Regions from separate parts of the Homo sapiens genome. Here region 2 is linked to region 1. A link is a loop called in an ENCODE intact Hi-C map of the cell type or tissue named here. Cell type or tissue: heart left ventricle. All regions are shown on one strand. Links, peaks and the distances in the headings refer to the core of each region. The heading gives the core; the rest is flanking DNA.

Region 1 (2,920 bases), core at 283-2,782:
AGCAAGTACTGGAATTTCTCAAACCATTGGTTTGAGCATAAAAACAACATTCAAATATGGTAATCTTTTATTCTCTTGAAAATAGACTTGACAACCAGCAGCAAAAGATCTCTGCACTGAATCTTTCTAAATGTGTAAGAATGAAAGTTGAGCTTGTTCATGTGGGGGAAACAAAACAAAACAAAAAAATGCCAAAAACTCATGAAGAGACTTTGCTTGCTGGCAGGCAGGGTAAGCCAAGGAAATGCCCCTTTAAGGTTTTTCTTTTTCCATTTTTTTGTAAGTCAGAAGTCTCCAGACACAACTTGCTGTCGGTTAGAGACGAACTTCTGATTCATGAGAAGTTATTCTAGGTTTCTGAAGAAAGTAGCTCTGTCTTTGTCACTGACAGGTTGAATATGTTTAGACAAGTGATAAAACAGCTTTGTGCCTCACTTACATTTTCTGTCTCTACTACAACACTATATACTTAAATGTAAAATATGTATTTATTTCTCAAATCAATATTGCATCTGATAAATGTAGTGTGAACCATTAAATAGAGCCTATAAGGGATCATTGTGAGAATCTCAGACAATCTCATTCAATGAGTGAGAAAAAATATTAGTATTCTCAGAAAACATTAAGCACAGTTTGCAAAATAGGTATTTCCAGCAAGTAAATCCACTCTTCTGCTCTTTTTAACTGTCCTTTGTTTGGTTTTTCTTTTGTCTTGTTTTTCAATATAAATTGCCTAAAATCTGTAGAACTATATACAGGGAATACGTTGTAGATAAATATAAATAATAAAGAATTCAGCTAACTTTAAAAAAATGGTGTCATACTTGAACATATTACAGATGCCTTCTATAAAAGAATCCAACTGTAAGTCTTTATGAATATAAATAATCCTTAATTGAAATTAATAATTCTTCTTATTTTATACAGCTTGATTTCAATATTCCATGCTTACTTCCAAAGTAAATTACACTTTATTGTAATTCTGAAAAACACAAATAAAATGTACATTCCCTAATTATAATGCATGATTTTATTTTTATTAAAATTATTTATTATTTATATAATTATTTTATAATAATTAATTATTCTTGATTTATAAATAATAAAATTATTTATTGTTTTTTATTTAAATTATTTATTATTTGTTTATACTACTAATTATTTATTATTATTTATTATTAATAATAAATAGGGTTCTGTGATAGAAAATAATGGCATGGTAGCCTGCATTATTTAGGGTGGTTAACAAAGGTTTCTCTGAGTTTTAAACTGAGAACTGAAAGAAAAGGAGTTAGCCAGCCAAGAACAATTGATTTTACCTTACCTGCCAACTCACAAAATTTTAGGATTTAATTTGGCCACAATAATCATTAACCTAGAAAATCAAGAAGTAGCTAAAAAAGTTTTTTATTTATAAAATGAAGCAGAACAATATTGCAAAGAGATAAATAGGTATTTTTCTGAAACACATCCAACAAAAAAGACAACAGAAGAAAATGTTCTCCAAGAGGAACCAGCAAACTCCATCAAGTCATTTCTACATCTAAGTCACAGGAAATCTGCAAGGGCCTCCTAACGACTGTTGGATGATAATTAGGTCCTTTTGCTTACAAGGCCATGACACCACATGAAGAAGGGAGATGAATGAGACATATGGAACTTATTTTCTCACAATGACAGTTTATTTATTTCAAATGCATTCACATTCTCAAGATGGTATTATAATTTATTTATTTTTAAGACATTTTAGTGAAAAGCCTCAGCCAGAGATCCTCTATTTATCTAACACATAAAAAAGAAAAATCAAACAAATACAAAAACTGCATAAATTCCCTCTCCCTAACTGGTCCGTATTTCCATATATACTACTTAACTGCTCTTACTCATTGCAGATGGGCGTAGCTCATGGAAGTGGGTCTGAACATGCTTTCTTCCTTCCCATCCTATCATTTACATTTTCTGCCTCACCCACTCCCTAAGCTTATATTTTGTCTATTCATTTAAAAAAAAAAAAAACTGATTTTCCTGCAACATCAGATAATTGCCTGTCTATCATAAGTTTGGCATCAGGTCTTTGTATAGATAGATATCTTTGCCAAACCAAAGGAGAGTAATTCTGGATCTCTTAGAAGATACGGAATTCAAGATAAATCTGTACCAAATTTTACATGGTTAATTCCATCCTCTTAACATAACTGTACTGTTTTCTTTGGCAGGGCTATACTAAAATTTTATTCAAAGTTTCTGACCACCATTCAGATTATTATCGAAAAAATCATAAGCCATTTCCTAACAAATGTACCCCCAAGCCCCCAAGTGATATAGGAGTTAAGAAGGAATTCCTTAGGCAGACAGCAAGGCCATGGGAGTCCTTGGTAAGGCTTTTCTTTTTAATGAAAAGCAGCCCTAAATCATTTTCTAACAAAGAGCAGCCTGAAAGCTGGGAGCTTCCACTGGTGAATGCCGGCAGGAACCAAGGACTAGACATTTTCAAAATGGCAGCTCCATCTTCCCTTCTCTGCCAGTCATGTGTATGGTAAGGAGCAGACAAGATGGCTCCAATCAACTGGAAAGTCCATTTGCATAAGAAGATTAAGATGGGACGACCAGTCTTCTCCTCTTCTCTATGTAAATGTCATGCCTGATTGAACCAATCTATGAGTCCTATCTAAATCAGACACTGCCTCCTCAGACTGGACTATAAAACTTGGGGCATTTGCCACTAGCTGGTCTTTTTCCGCTTGGAGACACCTTCCTTTGTTGAGGAAGCTGTTTCCCTTTCTCTTCTACCTATTAAACCTCCACTCCTAAACTCCTCATGTGTGTCCATGTTCTAAATTTTCCTGGTATGTGACAACAAACGCCGGGTTTATACCACTTCACAAGCTCACTGCACACATTCAGTTTGACAATTCAAGGT
Region 2 (2,920 bases), core at 194-2,693, 45 kb before region 1:
AGCCCCGCCCTCCTGGGTGCAGGTGCAGCTGCAGCCATCCAAACTGCAGCTGCAGACTCAGGCATTCCTGTACTCTTGAGGACCCAGGAAGGCCCTCCTGCCCTCACAGGCTCGGAAATGCCTGCCCCTGCTGCCTAGCTTCTCCCTCCTGCCAGTGTCCACTCCGATCTCAGAGCAAAGTCAGGGTGGAGCAGGGCACCATGAAAGCCAGTGGGAGGCAGACAGATTCCTGGATGGGAGGGGGTGGGTCTCGGGTGAGGCCCCACCTTCAGGCCGGGGATGACCTGAAGGCTGGGGGCCAGGTAGCCAGTCTCACCGAGGGACAGGAGTGGGAACTTGTGAAGCCTTTTCTGGGCTGCCCATGGCAGCCCACGGACCAGTTGTGTGCACTTCCAACCCTCTGAGGCCCATGAAACCCTTGGGCTCAGCCAGAGCTGAGCAGATGATGGGTTGACCTGCCTGCAGAGAGGAGCTACTCTCTCTGCTAATAGCAGGAGTTGTAGGGCGAACAGCTGCAGAGAGGAGCAACACACTCCAGGGCCTCCTGTCTGCTGAGAACTGCAGACATGACGGGACGACCTGTCTACAGAGAGGAGCTTCCCACTCCAGGTTCTCCTCTCTGCTAGGAGCTGAACACTCGTTGGGACACCCTGACTGTGGAAAGGAGCTACCCGCTGTGGGTCTATTGTGAACTGTTCTATTGCTCAACAAAGCTCCTCTTCATTTTGCTTGCCCTCCACTTGTCTGAGTTCTTGGTCGCAGGACAAGAACTTGGAGCCTGCTGAATGGCAGAGCTAAAAGAGCTACAACACAGGGCTGAAACATGCCCCTTAGCTCTCCACGTTGCAGGCAAAGAGGAGAAAAGAACCGTGGTCCCTCAGGGAGCTCAGACTTGGGAGTTCCCCAGGCCAGGGCTGTGACTCCCTCTTTGGGGTCCTGTGGTACCTGACGTTTTCAAGCTTCTGGGCACCACTGCGTTCCCCGGTGCCAGCCAGTGAAGCTGCTTGCAGTGCACCTGGTCTAGCCGCAGCCTGGCTGAGAGCCAGTGCCTGTGCCGGCACCTGGAGCTGCAGGTCCCGTTGCAGCAGCCAGTGTGTCTGACTATGCAGTGGCCGGACCCCATGCTCACTCACACACTCCATGCCTGACTCTCCCTTGGCAGGCGTGGGATCCAGGCCAGTAGTGTCAGCCGAATGTAGCCTGCCAGGCCAAGTAGGAGGAAAAAGCCCAGCGGGCCTGAGCAACACTCAGGCAAAGGTGCCACTGGCCAGAGGTTTCAGGCCAGAAAAGGGACACCCCAAGGATCCTGTAACATGATCTTTCATATCTAGTACAAATAACTAATTCTTTGAATTCCTATAGCTCTACAATTTTCTAGACACCCTCATTAAATTAAAATTTGATCTTTCCTGCTGATAGATTGATGCTGTGCATTTCATAATTTTAAATTAAAGAGTAATCAGCCAGAATCCACAAGTCAATTCAACCTAGCATTCCATCATTAATTAACACTTAATGAACACCCATGGGTTTATGCAGCAGTATTAGAAGTCGGTAAACCAGTCGCTGTTTGGGGGCATCTTGTCTGATTCATATGTAATTACCAACCTAAATTTGGCTAAAGTCCAAATACAGATTGACAATTCAACAGGCATATTGCTAAACTAAAGGCAACATTCCTTGAATAAGATTCTCATTACCCAATAAGACGTGATAGAATATTTTGTTAAATATAATGTAAGAAAGCCACCAAAGAGGGAACAGATATGTGCAGTCTTTCTTAATCTTATCTGATGGGGAGGAACATGTTTACACACATACATACACACACCACAAATTAAAAAAAACAAAACAAAAGAAAACCCATATAAATCCAGTTATTTACTGAAGGTTTTGTAGTTGAAAGCAAGTTTAAATCAAGATCACTGTGTTTCTCTATGGTAGACTCTGCAAACACCTCAAAGTTAGCAAACTCAGTATTTTAGATATTGAAAAAACCTAAGCCCACTCAGAATACCTCAAGGAAGCAAGACTTAAACCTTTAACTTCAAAATCAGACCTGGAAGTATAGTCAGTTAAGCTGAATTAAGTAAAACCCAAGATATTTCTTGGCTAAATGATTAGTGAATTGGAATTATTTGGCTCCATTCATTACTTATTGTTCTTTAATATGTCTACAAGCTAGACCTAAAGCATATTGAAACTCAGGTAGGGATGACCCTTGATGGTTTACAACATCCTGAGCATTAAAACTAATTTGTTTCCATTAAGGCTTTCTTTTTTTTTTTCTTTTTAATTATCTGAGAAAGCTTTTTGTTAGGTAAACAGTTCTCGATACTATCTGTATGTACTTCCCTGACTCCCTTGCTCTGGGATTATCTATGCCTGGCTCTGTATTTTGACCAAAACTCACTACTCTTTAGAAGACTTTTCTACAGGGAACTCTTATTCAGAGTTCTACCATTGTCTCTTAGACTGGAAAATCTCCTTCACTATTATTAGAATCATTATTATTACACTTTAGTAAGTAATCCCTTTGGAGAGAAGCCCCCTTTGTTGAGTGTGTCATCTTTTTCAGTTGGGACTCTGATACAGTTTAATTTGCATAAATGATATGTGTACCTTTCAAATTACAACATTCTCCTCATTCCTAGAAGCCTAAATATCTAGCAACTTTAGTGCAAAGGAAAAACATAATAACTTACAACTAGTTTAATGCTACACCTTCTTAAATTTTTTTACTTTCAAGACTGCCAAGTCACTGTGATGAGTACAGAAATAATATATATTTTCTATCCACCAGGACCTTGTGATCTTAATAAGGAGACAAACCATGAAATGAGGAAGATGGCAAAGAAGACATGAACTGAGCAGAGTCAGGTGCAATCATTTATGCTATAAAGAGTAAGGAGTATCATCT

What was found. Hi-C counts contacts between places; a loop is a spot of excess contacts. Peaks named below come from ENCODE experiments on the same cell type or tissue, not always from the same donor. Only the 100,000 strongest peaks of a DNase experiment are listed, where the experiment ranks them.
Region 2: it touches region 1 in a loop (2.1-fold over the local background); 3 of 110 quality-filtered maps call a loop at or near these places.

What each region holds. Positions count from the first base shown.
Region 1 is chr4:85,863,708-85,866,627 of GRCh38, reverse strand. The region is part of intron 3 of ARHGAP24 (Rho GTPase activating protein 24); the gene reads right to left. Among named protein-coding and RNA genes, the nearest start is that of MIR4451, 140 kb to the right of the region's middle. In heart left ventricle, for the core only: no CTCF peak of the experiment used is centred there; no DNase peak of the experiment used is centred there; H3K4me3 peaks cover 79 bases; H3K27ac peaks cover 54 bases.
Region 2 is chr4:85,908,230-85,911,149 of GRCh38, reverse strand. The region is part of intron 3 of ARHGAP24 (Rho GTPase activating protein 24); the gene reads right to left. Among named protein-coding and RNA genes, the nearest start is that of MIR4451, 190 kb to the right of the region's middle. In heart left ventricle, for the core only: no CTCF peak of the experiment used is centred there; a DNase peak (open chromatin) is centred at 1,139.